Linked DNA regions of Mus musculus: all the other regions are linked to region 2. A link is a loop called in an ENCODE intact Hi-C map of the cell type or tissue named here. Cell type or tissue: heart. All regions are shown on one strand. Region 1 overlaps Akap6 (A kinase (PRKA) anchor protein 6). Region 2 holds the start of Gm51419 (a long non-coding RNA gene). Region 3 overlaps Akap6 (A kinase (PRKA) anchor protein 6).

Evidence for each region. Peaks named below come from ENCODE experiments on the same cell type or tissue, not always from the same donor. Only the 100,000 strongest peaks of a DNase experiment are listed, where the experiment ranks them.
Region 1: it touches region 2 in a loop (2.3-fold over the local background); 5 of 42 quality-filtered maps call a loop at or near these places.
Region 3: a loop joins it to region 2, with 3 times the contacts of the local background. A loop is called at or near these places in 8 of 42 quality-filtered maps.

What each region holds. Positions count from the first base shown.
Region 1 is chr12:53,064,083-53,072,082 of GRCm38, forward strand. Akap6 (A kinase (PRKA) anchor protein 6) reads left to right here. Exons shown (of 14, transcript NM_198111.2): 10 at 5,025-5,171. Among named protein-coding and RNA genes, the nearest start is that of Npas3, 180 kb to the right of the region's middle. In heart, no CTCF peak of the experiment used is centred here; no DNase peak of the experiment used is centred here.
Region 2 is chr12:53,248,844-53,256,843 of GRCm38, forward strand. The region is part of intron 1 of Npas3 (neuronal PAS domain protein 3); the gene reads left to right. Gm51419 (a long non-coding RNA gene) reads left to right here and starts at 4,296. Exons shown (of 2, transcript XR_003950183.1): 1 at 4,296-8,000. In heart, a CTCF peak has its summit at 4,478; a DNase peak (open chromatin) is centred at 2,998; H3K4me3 peaks cover 3,341 bases; H3K27ac peaks cover 2,662 bases; H3K27me3 peaks cover 3,237 bases.
Region 3 is chr12:53,038,168-53,046,167 of GRCm38, forward strand. The region is part of intron 9 of Akap6 (A kinase (PRKA) anchor protein 6); the gene reads left to right. Among named protein-coding and RNA genes, the nearest start is that of Npas3, 210 kb to the right of the region's middle. In heart, a CTCF peak has its summit at 4,747; no DNase peak of the experiment used is centred here.

The DNA.
Region 1 (8,000 bases), 180 kb before region 2:
CAGATCATGCAAATGGAATAAGCTAGAAGTGTGTTGGGGGGGGGGGGACTCCATTCTTAACCTCAGATGTAATTTGCTGTGCGAGTTCTGGCAATTTTAAATGACATTGCACTTTTTAATTTTTCCAAAGGCTCAGCAGCAAATTTATCCCAATCAAGAAAGCCTATTATTAATTTACAAGGACAATTGTAGGAGTCCTTATAATTTCTTTGTGCAATTATTCACCATAAATTCTAATGGTAAAATACAAATAGTTTGCAAGAAATAACCACCATTACTTGTCTTGCGCTTGAGCCTTCTTCTTGAATCTTGAACATCCTTTCTAAGTGTTAGTGATACTGACTCCTTGTAAAGCATCCCAGGCTTTTGTGGGAAGCTGGACATTGGCTGTCTTAAAGAGGGCAGCACCAGAGCCGCCGCAGAGGCAGTCCTGGCCTCTACCAGTCCAGCTGAGCTGTGGACCTGGACTTTCCTATAAAAAGATTCTTTGTTCACCACTGAATAGCATTAGGCATGGGCTAGCTGAGGGGCCACCATGAAGCCTCAAAAGAGGAGGGCAAACACTAGCTAGAGAATACAGTGTGAGAGTCACAGACATAGCCTTGCATTTGTGAGCAAAATACATATTTTTACATATTATTTTGCGGTAGTTTGGTTAGTATGTGTTCCCTGAATATACTTTCTTATTGATACACTAAGATACATTGTGTCTTCACAGTGTGTTTTCTTTTCCTGGGGGATTTGGGGTGGCAGTGGGGGTGGGGGGGGAATAATCACCACAAATATACAGGTGTTTGAGATACTAATTTGCACAGGCAAAGATTCAAATGTGTCATTATTATAACTAGATCATTTGCCTTGTCTTAACTCTTCTAAATATAAAGTCACCTGATGGCCGGTTTAAAACAACATCCTCAGGATAGAAATACTCAAACGCTCATGACTCAGAATTGGACAGCCGTTATTCTTTAATCAGGAAAATTGTTTGCTTTAATTCGTGTGTTCCTCATAGCCGAAGCTTCGCTCTCTCCGTTTAGTAATGTCTGCTCTCTTTTCAGCATGACCACCAGAAGCACCATACAAAAGTCTTACAATGAACGTCTTAATCTCTCTGTGTGCTTTTAGAGCATTATTTTGAATTCCATCATGCTGCCTTTTTTTCTCCCCTCTTCTGATGTTTTATTACAACAGCAGAATTCCCAGGGAGCTTTGGGGGCAAGGTTCACATAATATAGCCCTGAAGTTTTGCTAGGTGGGAGCTATCCCCCAGGCCTGGCCATCTTTTGGCAATCTTACTATTTCAAGAAAGAAAAAAAAAAAGATTCTCGGGGTAGAGTCTTTCACAGCGTTAGCTGGATAGGGTTTATGTTTTACTTTTTTTTTTATTTACTAGAGAGTGAATATCTACAACCCTTTCATGATGCTTTCTTTCGCTGACCTCACCGTGACAAGGCATCTTGTTCTTTAACATTGAGGGAGGCAGAAAAATGCTTGAGTTTCTCAATGTGTGCCTTCTATACCAGTTTCAAAATGGCTTATTCTTCTGGTTTCCATGGTGACAATTAACACTGTTTCAAGGCATTGTTCCACTCTCCATTTGGGCAGAATTTTCGGTGTGATTTTTAACAAAAAGAGAGAGAGAGAGAGAGAGAGAGAGAGAGAGAGAGAGAGAGGAAGAAGAAAAAGGGGGAAGGTTTTAAGAGAAGGAGGAATGTCTGGCAAAAGTGTCAAAAAAGTTATCTCAATCAAGCCTGTATTTGCTACTAAAGTCATTTATTTTTATAAATCCATGTTTTATTTTTACTGGCTTTGATAGTTCAGTTTTAGTATTTGTGCGTTTAAAATGTAAATTATAAGTAAGAATTCCAATTTTAATTCTTAGTTGAAACAATGAATTACTATTAACTCTGTATTTCCTTTAACTTTTCTTTATACCCAAAGAAATAGCTTTTAGGACACTAGTAGCCTGAATCTTTAATTTAGATCATTCACAAATCTATTAAGAGGATTCATTAGACCAAATTGAATTGGCCAAGCAAATACACTTAATAATGTAAATATGCTCTTTGAATAGAGTATATTTTATTTTTGACCAGACAGCACGGCCCACAGCAGGAGCTGTGGAAAGTTAAATATGGGATGTTTATTTACCTTAGCACTCAAGAAAGCCAGCTGACTTTAACTTGGCTAATCTCATCTTTGGCTATTGAAAACTCGTCTGTATCATAGCCTTCCCACACCACGGAACATGACGGGGCAGCTTCTGCTCACTTACTGCTGTGGGTGAAATGAAGATGAAGATGGAATGATCTTCTCACCACGGGATGGAGAAGCCCCGTGGTAGGGGGATGGAGAGCAGATAAAGCTGGTGGCTGGTTCTATCCATCTAATGCTTCCGAAGAGATGCTAGAGACAGAAGAGCACACGTACAGTAGAGTCAACAAAAATGAAGCCCACCTAGCATTTACATACACAGCCGTCAGGCCCTAAACCTTATTGGATTCAACCTCATGATGTCTCAAAACTCAAATACTTTCACCTTAAATTACACGCCATGCTAGTACTCTCCACTCACATATCAACATAGCTAACAATTAATTAGGTTCTCTAGCTTTTATCGTTTGAAGGCATTGCCTATCAATCACCTCTTTCCTTGGGCTGTTGATGCAGTAAGCATATCCAGTGATAACGAGGGCATACATAATAACAAGGACTTTTCAGTCTAATAACCGTCTTAGTAGCTATTGCCATAACTATTCATACCACATTCCATAGGGAAAAAATTTCCCAATGTCTAAAATCAAATTAATTGCTTTTTATATTTTCATGATTCCAAGGCTCGAATTTTTAGGAAACGATCTAAACTGTCCACCTGTCTTACAAACTTGCAACGGAGGAGATGTTTAAAGTTGGGAAAGAGAAAAGACGAGTTTGCCACAAAAAAGTCCAATAACCAGTAAAAGCCACTCCGAGAAGGCACAACTGAAGGATTCTCTGTGTTGATTGATACATATGACATAGGGGAAAGATTTGAATAACAGTCCTCTGCCTGGCTGAAATACGCCCCCCCCCCAACATCATGTCAGTCTTACCTAATTAGTTATGTAAATCTTACATAGGAATCTGATTACATAAAGCAGATTGCCTCTCCTCCAGTCATCACACTGACAAATCACACACTATCTGAGTTTCTAGAATACTTGTTGAGTATTGAGTTGAAAAATCTTAAGTGGACAGTGTGTTTTCTATACTGGAGAACCATGGTCCTGGTAATTGTCTGTAGTTAGAAATGCAATCAGAATTTCCAGGTTTTCACAGTCCAAATTCTGAAAGTGCTCTAAAACAACCCTTGATTTTCTTCAGTATGCATATTCATGTAATTTTGGATACTTCGACACCCTGATCAACATGCATTAATAATATAAAATGCTTTAAATCACCTCATTTAAAACATTTTGTTCTGTGATCCACAAGTGCCTAACATTTGGGGAAGTTTACATAATACAAATGATGTGCATGTTTAGTGTAAATGGAAGATTAAAATATGAAACAGAAAGTATGCAAACACATGCACACAAGCGCTGAAGGTCTATTAACTGAAGCAGAGCCGCACACCTTTCTTTCTTTCAAGCTAATTCCAATTCTAGCTTTGTTTAGAATTTTATAAAAAGTGTTTTTGAGGGGACTTAAATCATCCAACTGTTTGGGGATATTATGAACCTATAGATCTGCAACGCTCTTCCCCCACAAGAGCTTTCCTTGTGAAATCTGATAGAGTTTACCTTAGGGCAGAAGGCAAAGTAGAAATGGTGCTGTAGAACTCAGAACTTGACTTCATTGTTTCAAAGAAATATATTTTGGCAATATGTTACATTTAATATTTTACCCACATCCTAAATTTTATACTCAGGGATATTTTGATGCACACCTCCCCATAAGCATGATAGTCATTTACAGTTGTTTATAAGATTCTCTTACTGTGAACTTTCCCAAATACAGGTATGTGAAGAATACCACCACAACATGGTTTTTACTGAGAGGCTATTACATTGTCTCCAAGAAATGTCTTTTAAGAGACTCACTTGCCATTTGTTAGAATATAGTGTGCATTAGTTGGGGCAGGAGGGTTCAGTAGTTGGCTGAGAAGTTCAGGGTAGTTTATAGTAATCAATAAGCAATTGTAGGTCTGTATCTATCCCAGGGAACTGGTGAGCATCCTTCCTCTTTATGGGTGTTCTTTCTCTTTAGCTTTCAAAGAGTTTTTAAGTAAAAGAAAAATAAAAACAAAATAGTGACTTAGGCTTTAATTAATAGGGAACTTAAAAGAAATAAGTCATATAATACTTATGGATAATGTTTTTCTTTCCAAGATAACTTTGCCAGTTTGTTTGTAAATAAAGTCCAAATACATTAGAAATTAATCAGCATTGTTTTAACTTTTATAACTCACAGTCCAATGTATAGGTTGACTTTGATAATTCACAGTCCAATGTATGGATTGTTTGTGGCACAAACATTTTCCTCTACCAACCACCTTCATTTGAAAAGTGCTTCTCCTTAAAGAAGAAAGGCTCACCTGCCAGGAAAGTGGTTGATACATGTGTGTCATGGGAGGAAAAAAAAAAGACAAAATACTTTGACCTCTTCTAAGATAGATCTGCTGGGAGTGAGGGTTCTATAGCCAAGTGGTGACCCAAGCTAACTTAAATGGTAAGTCCTTCCAGGTCAGGCACTTTCTTGTTTATTATATTTTAAATAATAAAAAAACAACATAAATTGTGTGTGAGAACTTAGTTTTAAGACAAAAAAATCACTGAATCCAGCCCAATACAAGAAGTATCTATGCCGACGTGTGTGGTAAGTGATGTGTTTGCAGCAGTGTTACTGGGTCACTCAAGGTAACCAGGCTTAGCCTCCCAGGAAATTGTATTGTAAACAAAACCTTCTAGTTCCATAAACAGTATGCATTCTGCCTATAGAACATCCCCGCACACTAACGAGTCATCCTTCTCTTGCCATTTCAGCGCTACAGCGTGGAAATGTCCATCAGGCACCTGAAAAAGACAGAGCTACTTAGCAAGGTTGAAGCTTTGAAGAAAGGTGGCCTTTCACTACCAAATGATATCCTGGAAAAAGTGGATTCAATTAATGAAAAATGGGAGCTGCTTGGGGTATTTGCATTTTTATTACTGTTTGTAGGTTCTGTGTACGTTTTTGTGTGTGGTGAAGTACTCTCTCTGTCTGATTTCTAATTTGAGGCACAAATCTCTCTCTCTTTCAATTCACTCCTTACATCTCAAGCAAGCTACTCATGTTATTATGGGGAAAACATTGCTTTTCCTCTTCTGATCTGTTCTTTTTTTAAAATTTATTCCGAGCTGTCTCTTCTCAGATTTTAATAATTTTGGTTCTTTAATACATAAAGAAGTAAGTAAAATATGCCATGTATTATGAGTATGCACCAAGTCAACTCTAATACAGTATATCTGATATACACGGCCTGTCACGCTTGGATGAATGTTAATAGGATTTGTTCTGAAGGTACATGTTAGAGACAGCCGCTGTTTAACTGTTCAGTGTGACCTTAAGATGGGAACTGCAGTTGCCACTGAAGCTTTCAGGTCACACTGAAGCCACCAAATCAAGTATGCAAATGTGACCTGAGTATCATTGCAAGACTGATCTGCTTGTGTGTGTGTGTGTGTGTGTGTGTGTGTGTGTGTGCACGCGCGCGCACGCCTCAATTTCCTCAGCATTTTTAACAAAAGAAAAAAAAAGTTTTGGTAGTTCATTTCTTGCGAAGATGGTCTCAGCCAAAGAAACAAAAAGACAACATATAGATATCCTGTTATCAGAAGCTCGGGGGTGGTGTGTGTGTGTGTGTGTGTGTGTGTGTGTGTGTGTGTGTGATGCAGGAGTCTGCACTGTCCTGTTGTTGGAAGACAGCAGAGAGAGAAGTTAGCCTGTACTTGTTCATCAGCTTCTCGCCTAAATTGCCTTCACTTCAAATCAAGGGTAAGCTAAATTTGCCAATTACCTAAGTGATTAATTATAATAGCTACTATGGGTGGTGTCAGTTACAGAGCATAATTTTTCAAGCCCTCTATTTTTCTGCCTCTTTAATTTTTTTTTTAAATAATACTCTAGAAATATTTTGAATTAGAAGCGCTCCAAGTACAGTGATGACTTGGAGACATGCCAGTGTTCCGTTTATGCCAGGCTTAATCTAAGTGATTAAAAACCTGCACATTTAAGCCCTTGTTTCTCATCTAAATTCTCTACACTGTTGTAGTTGTTCAAAGTAACTTCAAATGTTAAAAATTCTTATTTCTAGTTGTTATGGTCTTACCTTTTAACGATAATTAATGTAACCTGCTTTAAAACATGGTGGTTTAAATTAGGACCTACTAAATTCTACAGCGTTCATTGATCTCAGAAGAAATTACTGTATGATATTCTCAAAGGATGTTTACAAAACAGAAAAATGGCAGCTTTGTTGGCCTCACAGATAAACTGACAGCCTGTTGACACTGCATTTAAAGGTATCTTTCCTAATTTGATAAATAACAGTACTCGCTTAGAAAACTGTTTAAGCTCTGTCATGATTATCAATTCCTCACCCAAAAATTCTAAATTATTACACCGAAGACACAGTATTTAGTTAATCTGTATGAGTCAGATGCCTCTCAAACACTTGCCATTTTGACAACATATCAAATCCCATATAGTTTTTAGAGTCACTTTGAGAGAGTAGTTTGGGGAGAAGAGTTTAGTAAAGCTGGAGCCACGCTGACCCCAGGAGGCAGGCGGCTTTAATTGGCATGATTACATTTTAATTGGCATGGAAAAAAATTACAGACAAGGACTTTAACTTCTAACAATAGTAAAATAGAGGGATATGGTTTTTAATATTTCTTTCATCTAAGGTGAACAGTGTAGAATGGAAATACATTAGAATGAAATGTCAGTGGTGCGTACAGTCTAATCTGTGAAATTCTGTCCCCTGTGCTGCATATGACTCTGTCTCGATTGCATATTAAACAACCCTATCAAGGCAGCCATTGGCATCTGCTGCGCTGACACAAATTGTGAATTAAATGAAATTGATGTCCTCTGTCGTATATTTATGAAGACGGACCATTCTCTGAAGTATTCTGTTTATAAAGAATTTATGATTGCAAACTGTTCCAGAACAAAAAAAGTGGCAATAAATTCCTTTTTGTGACCCTAGCCTCCAAGGGCATTGATTTCACCTCCTGCTGCTCCTTTTGTTACAGCATAAAAACAATAGCTAAATCTGGATTCCACTGAGGGTCTTCAAATTATCAATATTTGCACCATGAAAATGCAAGGGTGTTGCCAAGACAGGCTATTTTTCTGTCATGATCTCCTAAAGATACTATTTACAGACCACTGTGGAGCAGATGAATGTTTGTTGACTTAATTTTATTTGTGTTTTAAAGCGTATTTTTTTCTAGGTTTAATTTATCATTATAGATTAAATCCTATTGATTCAGTAAAGAGAGTGCTTCTACCAAAGAGGGAGAAAAGAAAACACCTCTATCCCATAGTGCTCAGCCTACATAGGTTTATAATACAGCGAATTGAGTATTATTTTAACATATATATTAAATAATCCACATCCAAAAGGAAAAGCAGGAAGAACCTTGGAGCTGAAGATCTCTAAGTCAGGTGAAATGGACAGCTGAACCTAGTACATCTGTCATATCATTTGAGGAATTGTACTTTGCAGAACCAATGTGTGTGTGTGTGTGTGTGTGTGTGTGTGTGTGTGTGTGTGTGTGTGTGTGTTATTTATACTTATATATTTCTCTGTACTCTTGGTCTCTGATTAAATTCAGGCCTCTATCTCCTGAACACTTTATATAGAATTTCTTACTGTAAAATTTTTGCCAAGAGAATTCAAATTAATTTTTGTCCATGATTATGTTGAACTTGGACCAAACCTCCTTCCTGTTAAAGCAATGTCTAAGGAATGA
Region 2 (8,000 bases):
CCTCGTCAGGGCTTACTTTGCCTGCCCCTGTGCTATAGAAGGAGGGGGGGGGGGATACACAATCCGAATTGAAAAGCACTCTAGTGCACTGGCGAAGTGAAGTCATCCTTTGCCCTCTGCCAGGCCCCGAACGTTGAGCCTCAGCCCCGAGTAGCCAGAGAGTTCCAGTCAAGTCTGAGACGCTGCAGGAGATGCTTTTGCAAAGTTTGGGCTTCCTGCCCCCTTTCAGCAAAATGTTCTCAATGCCTCCGCGGGTGCGAATCCGCGCTGACGGACAGCCAGGGGAGCAATTGATCATCGGAGGCTGATTGATCATTTGTTTCCAAATAGGACAGAGACGATTTTCATGTGCAGAGATAGACTTGCGTTTCTACCTAATAGTGTGAGATCCTGTCACCTGTTACTACAGGGAATACAACGTGAAATCCGAATCTCTTAGGCGCTGTTAACTATCTTAAACGCATTATGATGCAAATGGATGGGATTCCGAGATCCAAGTTAGGAAGCAAATTTTACAAAAGTTAGGCTTGGTGGTGAAAGGGAAGTTTTAATATAGAAATTGTTTTTAGTTTTCTAAAGATAGTCTCTAGATTCAAAATAATTGTCATTAAAACACTGAGCAACCTTTGATTGAGGAAGGAAATAAAGAGAAATTTACCATCAACAGCTTTCTAACCCTAAAGTTTTCCCTTTAAGGATAACTTTCGATGTTCTAAGATTTTATTGAAAATGGGATTCACAAAATCGCTATGAGAAAAACTAACAATATAATCAAAAAGGTAAACTCTCTATTCATGAGGCTCAATTTTATGGTAGATGGAAGAAAAAAAAGCACATGAGAGTGTGAAATTAAATATTTGTGTTTCCCAGATTGTACACGATTAAACATCTGAGAGATTTGCCAATGGCATTTAACTTAAAATATACATAATGCATAATTCAAATTCCCATTTTACCTCATCTTTGAAACTTCATTGATTTGAGAGCCTTTGGTTTGAAACAATAGTATTTAAACTGCAAAGGTTACAGTAATCTGTCATTGCTATGTTTTGTGCCTTCTAACCAATGGCCCAGTGACCAGATTTTGCCTAACACAGTATTTTCCAAGTTCATGTAATTGCAAATATTCTGTAGAAGACTTCATTACATGCTCTGCTTATTGTCAAAAGTTTTAAAAAGAAGTCGTGGAAATAACTCTAAAGGGGCAAATCTTTGTCAGACACATATTTTTTATTAAATTATTTTAGTCATGTTTTACTCAAGCGATTACAAGAACCTTTAACAAAAAAGATCTGGGCATCTTTCAAAAGCAGAACACCAGTAAAGAATTCAGTTTCCCCATTTCATGGTTCAGGTATGGGTTTTTTTTTTTTTTTTTTTGTCTTTTATAAAACATTTAAATGACAATAGGATCTGGCGGTCACTTTAACTAGGAAGTGTAGGCAATAGTGACAATAGTGTGGTCTCTGAGGAAGAGATTCAAGGGTCAGAAATGTCACATGGCCTTTGGACAATTCCAGGGACCTCCAGGAACTTGAGCTGACCCAAAAGATGTAAATTGGGCATAAGGAGCTGTCGTGAATCTCCCGCTTTTAGGGTTTTTCCCCCTCAGCATTGGCATTGTCCTTTAGAAGAAAAAGATGATTTGGGGGTTCAGGAGTATCCAGGGGAAGTCATCCCCCCACTTCACCCCCAAGCACCTGCCTCAACACTTCCCTTTAAAGGTTCCTGTTGGGTTTCAGGCCACTTGTTAAACCTCAACCCACTGGTCTTCTAAAGACAGGGGTGAAAAACAAAACAAAACAAAACAAAAACAAAAACCCACCAAACCCTCTAAACTTTCTCCTTTGGAGTGAATTATGGCTTCCTTTGATTTAAGTGTTCTCTCATACTGACAAGGTAAGATGATAGTAGTGAAATGCAGTTTTCTTCCCATGGTGTTACTCAGATCTCCTGACACCTGTTACTGTCTTTAATTTTAGTTAATTTGGGGGCAGAAGAGTTGGGCAAGAAGATTATTGGCAGGTGTTGGAGGTAAGGTCTAAGCCAGGAGTCTCCTTTCGTAGTTCACCAGCACTAGGAGTCACCAGGACTGGCTTCGGGGCTCTGAGGAGTAGATTTAATTTCCTCCCGGAGACCTGGACGTTTTGCTAAAAAGAATTGTGAAATAACGTTTAAGAATTTTAAAGTACTTTTGGGGATCTGATGAGGGGTGACAGGAGTGGGTTTTTAAGCAGTGGCCTGCCTGTTGAGAGAGCACAAACTTCTCTTATTTGTCACCTCAGGGCAGAACTGCCCTGGACTGTCTCCTGGAACCAGAACTTCCAACTGGTTAACTCCTCTCTTCTTTGCTAGCCCCCATTTGTCTTGTAGGCAACACTCATCATTGCTCCAATTCATTTCCCAACTCCTATCTCTCCTACCTGTAGCGCCTACTAACTACTCCAGAGAGTCTTCAATAGTGTGAAGATATTGCAGCTCTGTCACCACACTTAAGAATCCAGTAGCAGTTCAGAATCCCCTCCCTACTTAACTGGAAGGGTAGCACACAAGGAGACACTCATTGAGCACCCCCACCCCAACTTTAAAGCAGAAGGCAAAGCTTCACTCACGAATGATGTTTCCCACCAGACTCTTCCATTTGTTCAACGCGGAACAGTCTTGGGTGTCTGTCTTGCCTGCTTAATACAGAACTGGCCCTAGTCTGCAAAAGGAGCTGTCCCCATTCTGCAGAGTGGCATAGTGGATAAATGACTGCCCGGGGTTTCTCCAGGTAAAAAAAAATATCCATCTAGCTCTGCACTGAGTAGCCATTTCTCTAGGCTTCCATGGGAGGCGACTAGACTAGATTCCAGAGGCCAGCAATCCAGTCCCAGGAACCGGGACTTGGCTCTGCAAAGGCATTTGTATGTAACTGCGTCTCAGCGCCTGCGGATTGGCCTATGAACCCTGGGGTCTGCATATCTGTACGGGTGTGGAAAATGCAGATGTTCTGGCTCTGGCTCCTGGCTGAGGGCGCCAGAGTCACAAGGTGCAAGTCCTGCATCCGTGCTCAGAGGCTCAGGGCAGTTGGGCCTGCTGGCCTGGGTCAGCTCAAGACTCATCACCTCACGCTTTTATTTCCACTGTCCCTGAAGATAGTCCAGCCTACTCTCCTGGCATTATAAACCCCACTCTCTCTTTTCTGCAGGCTGGCATACTCTAGAGAAGGGAAGTGTTTGAAACTGCAACTGAGTGGCGTTGTTGCGCCAGCAGCCAAGCTTCCCAGTCCCCAAATGAGAGAGAGGGCGGGAGAGAGAGGGAGGGAAGGAGGGAAGGAGAGAAGGAGAGAGAGAGAGAGAGAGAGAGAGAGAGAGAGAGAGAGAGAGAGAGAGAGAGAGAGAGAGAGAGAGAGAGAAGAGAGCGAGCGCAGAGGCACACAGAGAGAGGGGGTGGGGGAGAAGCGAAGGAGGGGGAGGGGGAAGGGGGTGTGTATCAGCTTGCAGGAGAAGAGAGAGCTCTGGAGCAAAGCAACTGGAAAATGCCCAGAAATACTTTCCCAGTGGTCAAGCTGGGACCCCCCCGCGTGTCCTCCCTCTCTGGGTCCCTCCACTCTTAGGCCCCCGCCGCCCCCTGCAGGGAGGGTGTGCTCCCCCACCTGCCCGCCGGCCGAGCCCGGTGGCTGCGGCGAGGGGGCTTGCGGCCGCGCGCCGGCCCGAGCACCCGGAGGCCCCGGCCGGGCTGCCCGCGGGACCGCGCGGCCGCCTCCCCCGCCGCCCGCCCCTCCTCCGCCGCCGCCCGCGCCGGCCGCCTGTCTCCGCGCCGGGCATGTCTCGGGAGCCGGGGCGGCCCGGGCCGCGGGCGCTGTGCGGCGCATGGACCGAGGCGGCCGGCGAGCAGAGGGAGGACCAGGCGCGGGCAGCCGAGGAGGCGGCGAGCTGCGGCTGGGAGCACTCCGGGCGCGAGGGGACGTCCGGCCGCCGGCGACGCTCGGGCCCCACTACTTTCCCGTAGCCTCCCAGGCTCAGCAGCGCGGCCGCCGCCACCGTCGCCGCCACGGCCACGGCCACGGCCGCCGCCCGCCGGGGCCCCCGAGCGCCGCGCACGCCCGCACTCTCTCCCGCCAGCCCACGCACACGCACACCCCCGCCCTCCCCACGCCCCCCGCCCCGGGAGGGGGGAGCGAGGCAAAAAGTAAGAGAGGAAAAAAAAATTGCAGGAAGATGGCGCCCACCAAGCCCAGCTTTCAGCAGGATCCTTCCAGGCGAGAACGGTAACACTTTTCTGTTTATTGAACCTGCCGCCCGCGCCCAGCTCCCGCCGCCGCCGCCCCCCGGGGGGGCGGGCTCGCTTCCCTCCGCAGCCCGCTTCGGGGACCCGGCCCCGCGGTCCCGGGGGCGGGGGGCTGCGCTGCCCGGTCCCAGCGCATTGTCCGCCCGCGGCGGCTGCGGCAGCGAGCGGGCTCTGGCGGCGGCGGGCGGCGAGCAAGTCGCACCTCCTGAGCTCGGCGAATGGAGTGACTCGCTGATAGAAAAAAAAGGAGGAAAAAAAAAAAGCAAAAGAAAGAGAGAGAGAGAGGAAAAAAAAGATTGAAAAAAAAAAAAAAGACAAACAACCCCAAAAGAGCTGTGTGTGCCGGGAGCCGCGGGAGGGAGGGTGGGGGCCGGGAATCCCCCGGCCGCCGCAGGTCCCGCTGCAGCTGCTCTCTAGGAAGGGAATGAGCTGGGGAGGGTGAGGGGAGGGGGAGGAGGCCGGGGCGGGAGGCGAGCGCAGGGCTCCAGGGGCCGTCTCCGAGAGCTGCTAGGCCGGGCGGGCGCAGCCAGGCGCGCCGCCTCCCGCTGCCGCTGCCCTGAGCCCAGCAACTTGTGGGTCCCCGACTCTGCCCTCCACTCTCGCCCTCCCCTTCTCTCCACCCCCTCTCCAGGAGGAAAAAAAAAATTAAGAGAGAAAGAAAAAGAAAGAAGAAACCCCTTAAGTCTAAATGAGCAAACAAACAGCAAGATCCAAAATACGTCAGTGGTCTGAGCATCTCTACCCCGTTAGTTACTGTTTGGGGAATCTGTGTTTGAAAAAGTTCCTGGTGAGAATTGCATATCCAGGCGAGGGGCTCAGTGGAGCATATCTGTCTGAAGTTAGTTAAACTACTAGAGCCAAAGGGAAAGGGAGTTTGTGTTCAAAACATCCCTAACCAACCTACGTGAACAGCATTGTTAGGTTTCAGAGTGACTGAACCCCGCCCCCCAGCTCCGATGTGCTTCCCTCCCGCTGTCCACCCAGCCTACTTTGTTTAGAAGCCTATTTGCTATTAATTGACAGCGTTAATGACATTAATTGCGTATAGCATATCGGTTTGAGCAAAGTGAATATCTCTTTCTGTCTCCAAGAGGAAAGGCTCAGTAGGAAGTATGAAATGTTACCCATTGATTCAAGAAGAAAACAAATACAGAGTTGTGCACCCCCACCCAGCAAGCGGTTACTTTCCTCACAGGCTTAGGAGAATTTGAAAAGAAGCGGAGAGAAGAGAAGTGCTTAGATGCAAGACTCGGTTATCATATGGATAGTTTTATTTTGAATACAGCATAGCTTTAGTGTAGCAAACGAAGACGGAGGGACACTCAGAGAACTGTTCATTTAAAAACCTGCCATTTTGGTAGTTTTATTTTTTTTCCTGCTATACATTATTTTCATTTTAAAAAAAGACAGCAGACGGAGTAGGATTAAGCAAACAGCTTTAAAAAGTAGACACATAGTCGATTTATTCTAAAGTCTTAGCTAATTCTATGAAACTCCGTGTACTGGAGGAGTCATATGCCATCTAGTTTTAAAAGATGTTAAATGCTGTGCTCATCAATGATTACTTTGAAACTAGAAAATCACACATCTGAAGATAGCTGAAAATGAACATCTAGTTCTTAATATTTGTGTCTCATGAAGAATTAACATCTTAAACATTTTACCCTTTAGAGACAGAAATCTATTCTCAGATCATTGTGCAAAGCTTTGAATGGTGCCTTTTATGTAACGAGGTGATAAATACTTTGAAATCAATTTACAGTTGACCCCATCCCCCCATTTGCCTTGCCCATCCCCCTTCCCTCCTCCTCCTCTCCCTCCTTGCCTCCCTTTCTCCTTCCTTTCCTCCTAGTTACTTTCTTCCCTTTTCTGCTGGTAGTAAATGCATTTGCTAGGATTGCCCCAGTAATCTCTCTAGCTGAGGCCTATTTGTGTGCCATTTTGGGAATTTCTCTGAGATAGGAATCTTGAAGATAGAATTAATTTCTAGAGGAAACTTCATAGCCTGTGCATGAGTGCGTCCTTTATCACCTGTCTCCATTTGGCATTCGAGGAAGGTAAATCAAAGTGTGCGATTTGTTATTCTGCTCCACTTGAGAGCCGAACTAAATAACACTTGGTCTGAAATTCTGATTGAAGGTGTAGGGGGATATACTATGTTTAATTTAATGCCCTTTAATAGCATCTTCTTGTTCAGCTTGGATGCTGTCCCTTTAAAGGTTGGATCTAAGAAACTTTAACCTATAGGGCAAGGGAGGACTAATAAGTCCGTAGGAGACAGAAGGGACATTATAGAAGAGAGGAAGGAAGAAGTTATAAACTGTTTGAAACAGTAATAGCTACAAACTTGGTCCATTATCCAAACAGTTGTTTTATGCTCCGAGGATTCACTCTGTTACCAGGATTTTAAATGCTCTTAACACGTTTAAGTGTAAAAGTCACACGTATAAGTTGTTTTCATTTTGTAATGAGAAATGAGAAGTCAGATGGTTTAAAAGGAAGTTGCTTTTCATAGAGCCCTCTTTCAACTAAGTCAGTCTTTCCACCTTGGTTTGTTCTTTGCCCCTGGAACTGGGTGGTTATTACTATTTCTCTGCAGGAGCAGCTGAAGACAAATATGTTAATAAATGATGTGTCCCCTCCCCAACCTCCATAGACACGTTTTAAGTTTTTTGTTTCATTTAAAGAGTGGTTCCTGACTTACTGGCCACACAGCTATTTATGAGTGCTTTCCTGCTTTTCAGTTATGTCCATGACCAAAACTAAGGAAGAGGTGTCATTTGCATTTATCAGGCATACCTCCCAAATATAGTAGTATGCAAAGACTCTGTCTTTACATCCCGTGCATAGAGACTTGTCTTTAATGACAGTTAGCAGTCCTTGAAGGTCTCTGAATCATACATACAGAGAACATGGCTCTAGGGCTTGAAAGAGTAAGTTGAAAACCTTGTGTATGTACACTTGTTTGATTTTCTTTAAACTCTAACAGGCTGCAAATTATATAGCACTGCCACAGAGTTGTTCCGCTCTATGGACCTATAACCAGGAAAATTAGAGAGCAGCGTCAAGCATGTGTTCTGCCCATGCTGGTTTGCAAGGCATTAAAAGGTAGAGGTGGTGGCTGGCACTTTTCCTAAGGTATTCCTACAACGCTAGCTTAAACAGTGATAAATGATGATATGCGTTGTCTAACTCTTGCTTATATATATAAATAGCTCCACAAGATTGCTTAAATGATAATCGAAAATATGAAATAGGATGGCCTTCATATTACAAGGCCAAGGGTCTACAAATGGAAAAACTGAAATAATGAAATATTTCCAAGGCAACAGGCTGTCAACAAGAACTGTAATGCATGGGCATATCATAGATCCACCAGAGAGGATATTAGATGGCAGGGCTCCAGAGTCAGGAGTTACAGTGACCTGTGTTGCACAGGACCCTCCCACATCACAGAATGCTTTCTGACTCCTAATTTCTGACTTATGAATTGAGAGATATAGAAAGATACTGCAAAGGTCCAATGTGCCATTCATTAGATTTGATTTTTTTTTATGGTGCACTAACTGGAATCAATATCATTTAATGCTCTTTTAAAAAGAAAAACTTACATGAGTTCTTTTTCTCAATTTGTGATATTCTGTGAGTAGAGGTTTTGTGTATGTGTGTGTGTGTGTGTGTGTGTGTATGTGTGTGTGTGTATCATACTATAGTATGGAATATACATA
Region 3 (8,000 bases), 210 kb before region 2:
GTATATATGTGTGTGTTGAACTTGATTTTATCTATCTATCTATCTATCTATCTATCTATCTATCTAATGACATGCACTGTGCAAATTTGAGTATAAAAGTCAACAGTATATGCAGGTGAGAACATGGTTAGCAATTAGAGATGTTTGGCACATACATCAGCAAGTTTTGCTTTTGGAACTATGGTAACATGAGAGCTTACCCATTTTCATTTTCCTAATTATTTTTAATGTAAAAATGAATGGATTTTATTAGAACATTTTCAAATACACAAATCATTGTACTTTGCTCATATTAATAACCCCCCCATTGCCATCAGTTGTCATTCCTGTAAGACCTAGGAGAGTTATTTACGTAGTACACATCATAGAAAATTAGAATTGCAGGCTGGAGAAAGACTTAGTGGATAAAGTTGGTTGATGACCTAAGTCTGAGGCCCAGAGTCAACATCGTGGAAGAAGGGGGACCGACTCCTATAGGTTGTCCTCTGTGCTTCACTTGTGCATCATGGCACACATATGCCTATCTATAAATAAATACATCTAGGAAAAAAAGGGGGATTTGGCTTCACTTGAGATAAGTATTTTCAAAGATTGTGGTCAATAAGAAGGTAAGACAAAGAATGAAGAACATGGATGGGCGTAGTCTACTCTTTAATCCTGAGGTCAATCCTTTTTAGAAGCTGCTTCCAGGTAAACTTGACTATTACATCTCTCTTCCATCGTTCTAGAGGCTGACACATCGGTTTTATTTTAGGGTTTCTCCAATATTTTCATTTTAAATAACATTTACGCTTTTCATAATTTATAAAATGCCAATTATTATCATACGTGGTATTTTATATATTCCACCTAGCAATTAATTGTGAATTTTTTTTGAAGAATGAAAGTATTTAATTTTACTGAGGTGCCCTAAGGAAACCCTGAGGTCTCAATTATGTTCCTTGGCACCTTTAAAAGATAATAGCTTCAAAACACAACAGAGTTCTGTCTGTGACTCTGGTAGAAACACTGAGGTAGAACTAGACTGGCCATGCTTCTGTTCTCAATGGCCTACTGCCTTCTTCCCAAGTGCCTATTCCTTCTCATTATTAATACCAAAGATATTTATTTATAGATTAAATGTGTAGTGTACAGAAATTCACATTAAAGAAAAAATTAATCCCACAGCAAGGTAGAAATATTAATGTAAGAACATTTTTCATCTGAAGGGTGGGGTATCCTTTTTTATTTACTGGTATGGAAGACTACAGGACAAGCTTATGATTGAGTGATTTAATTTTGTCATTTTCCTAATTTGAATAGGTTGCATATAATCTTGATGCTATCAAAGAAGAAGAATATGTAAACACAAAATTGTGACCAAGGTAGAATAAATAATTACTATTAGTTGTGTTGTAGAGGTATCAATTTGGGCTTATGCAGTTATGAAAAGGCTAAACTATCCATCATTGAGAATTAGAATTTGGTTGGTAGTTGTGATGAACTTGTATTTTACTCTTATTTATGTCCACCTTGAGCTCCACTAGGGCTTACTATCTTCTCACTGTGTTCTTACTTCCTGTTCCTGAGCTGGGACACACTGAGACCTGAAAACTTGCAGGAAGAATGTTGCTGTCCATATGATTTGCTTCCTCCTCCTCCTCCTCCTCCTCCTCCTCCTCCTCCCTCTCCCCTCCCCCTTCCCCTCCCCCTCCTCCTTTTCTTCCTCCTTCTTTTCACTCTCATCTGCCTGATGGATGCCTAAGACCCGTTCCGTGAGATGTTGGTTGTCTTATGAACCACAGGGGAATAATCTTTATATTCATTGAACCTGGCAGAAATAAATCTCTACGACTGAGCTAATTGGAATATTTTCTATGACATGGAAGTGCAGCAGAAGATCTCCAGTTCAGCTAGCATTTCATAATCCATGTTTTGATAATACTTCCACAAGTTTCCATTCTTCCCAGTTTGTATTAGAAAAAGAATTAAAATACAAAACCACCACTGGGAGCCTTTTCTGTTTAAAAATAACAACAAGAGTAGGGCTGCTAGGGTCAGTGCCACAAATCCCAGGTATCACCCAACTAGAGCACTGAGTTTAGCCTTTAAAACACTTTAACAGAAGTAAATCATTCCTCGCCCACTGCCCACGCTGCCGCTCAGATCTGTGTCCTGCAAGGGTGGACGTTCCCAGGGTTGAGTAAGTTCGCTCAGCAACACTCTCCCACTTGAATCATCATGCAATCGCTGTTTCCTCCCAAATATTACAAAGTTAACTCTTAGGGGGTTTGTACAGCTATTCAGTTCTATGGAGGGTGAGGAGTTTAGTAGAACTTTATGGACTAAAAGCGACCTCAAAGGCATCTTTATTTCATTTCTTCCCTTCGAGGATTTTAAAAAATTCATTTCAGATAAGAGGAAATTTATCCTTAAGATCTTTCCAGAAGGAATTCTACAACCTCCCATTAAAATGTTTAACAACTTTCTCTATCCTGGAAGTCTTCTTATATCCAGTGTAAACGCCTTCTGTTGTTAGGTTTAATTGTCAAATCAACCAGAACCTATGCTCTATAATTAAATATCTTCACGCTCTTCTATGTAGTCACATTTTCCCAAGTTTTTGCAGTTTTCTTCTCACACTAGCAAAACCATATTTTTAGATCATTTATTTCAGTTTTGTCTACACTCCATCCAACTAAGACTACTCCCATGCTCTTTTCTAAGAGAAAACACGCCAACGCCAGCAGAGAGATTACTGGCATAGTCATATATGTGATGATCATAGCAAGCTCCATGGATTTTACAATCGGCATTTTCAGCTCTTTCATTGGCAGCTAACAAAGGGCTTCATGAGCAGGATGGGACATGTCAAGGGATGGTTTTACATATAGTGAGCACCGGAAAATGAGAGCTCCTGTCTCTAGCTGCATATGTAGCAGAAGATGGCCTAGTCGGCCATCACTGGGTAGAGAGGCCCCTTGGTCTTGCAAACTTTATGTGCCTCAGTACAGGGGAACACCAGGGCCAAGCTGTGGGAGTGGGTGGGTAGGGGAGTGGTGGGGAGGGTATGGGGGACTTTTGGGATAGCATGTGAAATGTAAATGAAGAAAATACCTAATTAAAAAATGTAAAAAAAAAATTTTAAATTGATATTTCATAAAAAAAGTGCTGCATATGACCTATCAATGTTTGAAGAAAGGGCTGATGAAGCATTGTCTGCAAAAGAAAACCCCATAAAGCTCTTGTTTTCTACAGAGAGCTGGTGTATATTGGGCATTATATGGTTGGTTTAGAGCAGTGGTTCTCAACCTCCCTGTGCTGGTTTGAGTAAAACTGGACTCCGTAGCACTATAGAAAGTGGCACTATTAGGAGCTGTGATCTTGTTGGAGTGCCCGTGGCCTTCTGGGAGGAAGTGAGTATCAGTCTTTTCCTGCTACATGCCAATCCAGATGCAGAACTCTCAGCTCCTTCAGCCCCACATCTGCCTGTGTGTTGCCATGCTTCCTGCCATCACAATAATGGACTAAACCTCTGAACTTGTCAGCTCCCATTAAATGGTCTTGTAAACTTTATGCCCCAGTACAGGGGAACGCCAGGGCCAAGAAGTAGGAGAGGGTGAGTAGGGGAGCAGGGCAAGGGGAAAAGTATAGGGGACTTTCTTTGGGATAGCATTTGAAATGTAAGTGAAGAAAATATCTAATAAAAAATTGAAAACTAAGAAATACAAAAAAAAGTTTTCCTTTATGAGAAAAAAAAGAAAATGAATTTAAAAACAAAATGAATGCAACATAAAAATGGGCCCTCAAGCAATCCTCTTTCCATGTGGGGACAGAGACATGTCTTCTTGCTGCTGATATATAATCTATTATTTATGAAGGGGTGAGGCATCATGGCTTGGCCCCAGTTCCCACCTAGAACATACACAGTATGTCAGTTTCTTTGGTTTATTGTCATATATATGGCTATTTTTAATACATTATTTCTGCCTCTTTCTCAAGCTTGGTTACGCCTAGTATTCTAAAAACTATTGATGTAAAGTTTTAAGTATAAAAGAAGCTATGAAAGAAGAAATGGCAAGAGGCAGTATTTTAAGGGAACATGAGGTGGAAAGACAGGAGTACTTTCGCCCACTAAGAAAAAAAAAACGCAGTCTGCAACAGAAACGGAAAAGGGGTCAAAGCAAGTGTATTCCATTCTGTCTCCGAGGCAAAGGTGAGGCTGTGCAAAGCATTTCCAAGTTAGAAAGAGCTTCTTATATTTTAAACCATTGGAAGCACCAGATTGTAGGCTTAGGCCCTAGGGATGATGATCCTCACCTTGAATGGTTCTTGTTAAAGTTCAATCAAACACTGTATCGTCTGCAACAGAAATCTGCCAGTAGATTTGACCTCTCATTTTTAAATAAAGCTTTATTGGGACCCAGCCTTATGCATCGTTTGTGTAGCTGTGGCTCTTTATACAGTAAAGGAGCAGAGCTCAGTACATTGAGCATTGATCACACAGCTGACATCCCTAAACCATTTATAATTTAACACCATGGGAACCATGTGTTAATCCCTATTGTAAACAATAATAATTACAACTGCGCTTTATGAATATACTGTGTTCCTCAGGTTTGAATGATTTCTCAGTTCAATTTTCTGTTTGTTATACTGAACGTCACCTCTTTACCTTCAGTCAGTGTTTAAGGTTCTAATCATCTTTTTACAAAGAACCCAAATTTTTCTTGCTTTTCCGTGCACCGCTAAACAGTTAGTTGGCTCATTTCGCCACCAGGTGGCCTCCTATGCTCTGTTGTGCTTGGAGGACCTAAAGAAAGTGAGAAAATGGCTCTTTCAGCTCTTTGAACTTTAGTCATTCATTGTCTCTAGTACTTCACAGACAGCTTGGCTGCTCTGTGACTCCTTGCATTCCATGTTTGGCCCAAGAACATAAGTAAAATCATACCAACTGCCTTAGGAAACTAATTCTACTTCAGAGACGAAAATAGTTGAGACAGTAAATAATAAAAATAATAAAAAGATTGCAGTGTGTGTGAGTGCGTGTGTGTGTGTGTGTGTGTGTGTGTGTGTGTGTGTGTGTGTGAGAGAGAGAGAGAGAGAGAGAGAGAGAGAGAGAGAGAGAGAGATGCCCCCACAGTGGAGTCCTAATGCAGATGACCTGTTTTGTTTGTTTTGGTTTTAATCACCTTACCTTGCCTCAGCCCCACTCATATTGCACACAGGAGTAGTTGATAGAAGCTTCCTCAAGAGAAGAGAAGACTCGCTCAGACTCAGATCTCCATGTGTAACTCTCTTTTGAAGAGAATCTATATGCCTCATCTTAGGGCTCTAGTCTAGTTTTTAATCTTATAGAGACAGACTCTTGTGAGTCTTTGGTTTACATCACTAAAGACACTATTAAAGAAATCACACGATCAAGTCCCGAAAAAGTAAGCCAGAGATCATTATGCATTGACCAATTTTTATTATTGTTATTTCATTTGTTTGTATGTGTGTGTTGTGTGTATGTATGTAGGTAGGTATGTATGTGTATGTTTGTTTGTATATGTGTATGTAGGTATGTATGTAATGTGTGTGTGTGTGTAGGCACATGCATGCCATGCAGCTCATGTGTAGCTCAGAGGCCAGTGTGTATGAGAGGCCATCAGGATCAGCCATGGTGTTTCCTCTCCTGGCTCTCTCTTCTCGGGTCTCATTTTTCTCATTGTGAAATGAGGAGGGCTTGGACTAAGCTGCTCTAGTGTGGGTTCCAGCTTTGCCATTCTCTCTGGTGTAGAACTACAAACGAGTGTTTCAACGCTTGACTTGGGTCAGTTCTGTGACATCTTACTTCCCACCTTAATCTTCTTGCCTTTTCTGTTTAGCAATGCCTACTAACTGCTCCTCTGTGTCTCACAACATCTAAAGATATAGTTGTTACACCTTTGAAAAATGTCCCATCATTTGAGCAAATTGTTTTCCCTTCTGTTTGCATTGTATTATTGGTTTAGACCTGAGTTATTACATTGGCTCTCAGAACAGGACAGCTAAATGCACTTAGTTTTCTATGAATGTCCAAGTTTGCTTTTTGTTGCTGTCAATTAGTTTTCTATGAATGTCCAAGTTTGCTTTCTGTTGCTGTAACAAAAACCATGACCAAAAGCAACCTGGGGAGGAAAGCTTCAATTCCAGCTTACAGGTTGGTCTGTCACGGAAGGAAGTTAAGGCAGGAGCTAGAAGCAGAAGCCATAGACGAACTCAGCTTACTGGCTCCCTGAGTGGACTTTCTTTCACAGGCCAGGCCCACCTGCCTAGGGAAGGCACCATCCATAGTGGACCAGGTGACTTTACATGCATAGCATCGAAGAAAATGCCCTACAAACATGCCCATAGACCTGTCTGATGGAGCCAATTCCTTAATAAGTGTTCCCTTTTCCCAGGTGAGTCTAACTGACAACCAAAATTAGCCATCACTTTGAGGGAAAGACCTACAGGGCCCTAAGGACATTGGGTAAAGATCTAGCTCAGATGTGGGATCAAAAATGTTGATTTCACTCAACAGTGATTTGTTGAGGTTAGGTTAGGTAAAGGGAGAGAGTAATGGGGTATTATGGGAAAAGATGCAGAGCCACACTTAGGCAGAAGGAATACTTTTTAAATGTTCAGAATACTCTAATGTATAAAGGCAGAAGTAGATACGGCACACAGAGAGAACTGGGGTGTGACTGCTAGCTGTTATAGTGAGTTCTGAATTTATACAGTGAGGCCTGCACAACTCCATGTACGAAGTGAAAACTGCCATGCTGTGCACCTTCAGTGTTAAGTTCTATTAGATATTAATTATATCTCAATAAAGCTGAATAAAAGCAGACTATAACTGAATCAAAGCACTTCAGATGACCTAGTGACAGGCAATCATTCTACCCCCAGATTCCCAATTGCAGAGTCTTCTCTGGAGGACTGTGTGGCTGGACACAAATGGGCTGGGCTTAGAGGCTGATCACAAGTTGGGTTTTTTTTTTTTAATTTGCAAACTGCTTTAATTAATATCAAACCTGGTTAATAATTTAGGAATTTTCCATCACTTTCTGTTTGCCAAAAATACAAAGATACATCTTACCTTAGTTCATACTTTTTAACCCTATGTTTTGAAAGTTGTGTTAGGTCCTAATACAAATATTAAGAATTAACTGGAAGTAGGAAGCTGGCTCAGTCAGGGTCTGGGTTCGAGTATCCTGAACCAATGGGAAGCAAACTCAACATGAATCTGTAATCCCAGCACTCCTAGAGCCAGCTAGGAGCTGGAAAGAAGAGTGTCCCTGAAGCTGGGGACAAGCTATCTGGTATATTCAGTGACAAATAACAAAAGACTTTACCTCAGAAAAGATGGAAAGGACCAATACTTTAGGTTGTCCTTGAATTTCCATCACATACACTATGGCATACACCCACATTCACATATATAAGCGTGGACACACACACACATGTATGCACATGTGCACACCATGTATACATGGTATACACAGATAAAATAAAAAGAATATAAAGCATGCTATGTATTGTGATTTGCTATAGAGGACCCAATACTTTTAAAGGCCATCCCGAGCTAGTGAGTAAGTGAAGGTACTTGCCACCAAGCCTGCAACCAAAATGATGGAAGGAGAGAAGTGACTACTGCCAGTTGTCCTCTGACTCTCAAACGCAAGCCTTGGTGCACATGCGCTCACAAATAAGTAAATGCAATTTTTAAAAATGCAAAGGCCATCCTTCCCTTTAAGTAATTTATAATCTACTTTCTTGAGAAAAGTAAAAGCAAACAGCAGGATATACCAGCAGACAGCAAATCCATGTGCATTCAGAACATACGTGAGCTTTCTCATAGTCTATTTAAGAAATAGTAGTGGAACTGGCATTTGCTGGGGAGAAAAATGAAATAAGGGAACAGATGTAGATCCTCTGAGAAAAACAACAACAACAAACCCTTAGCTCTGAACATTCTCTTGACATGATTCTACAACTTCACCCAAACCAGGAAA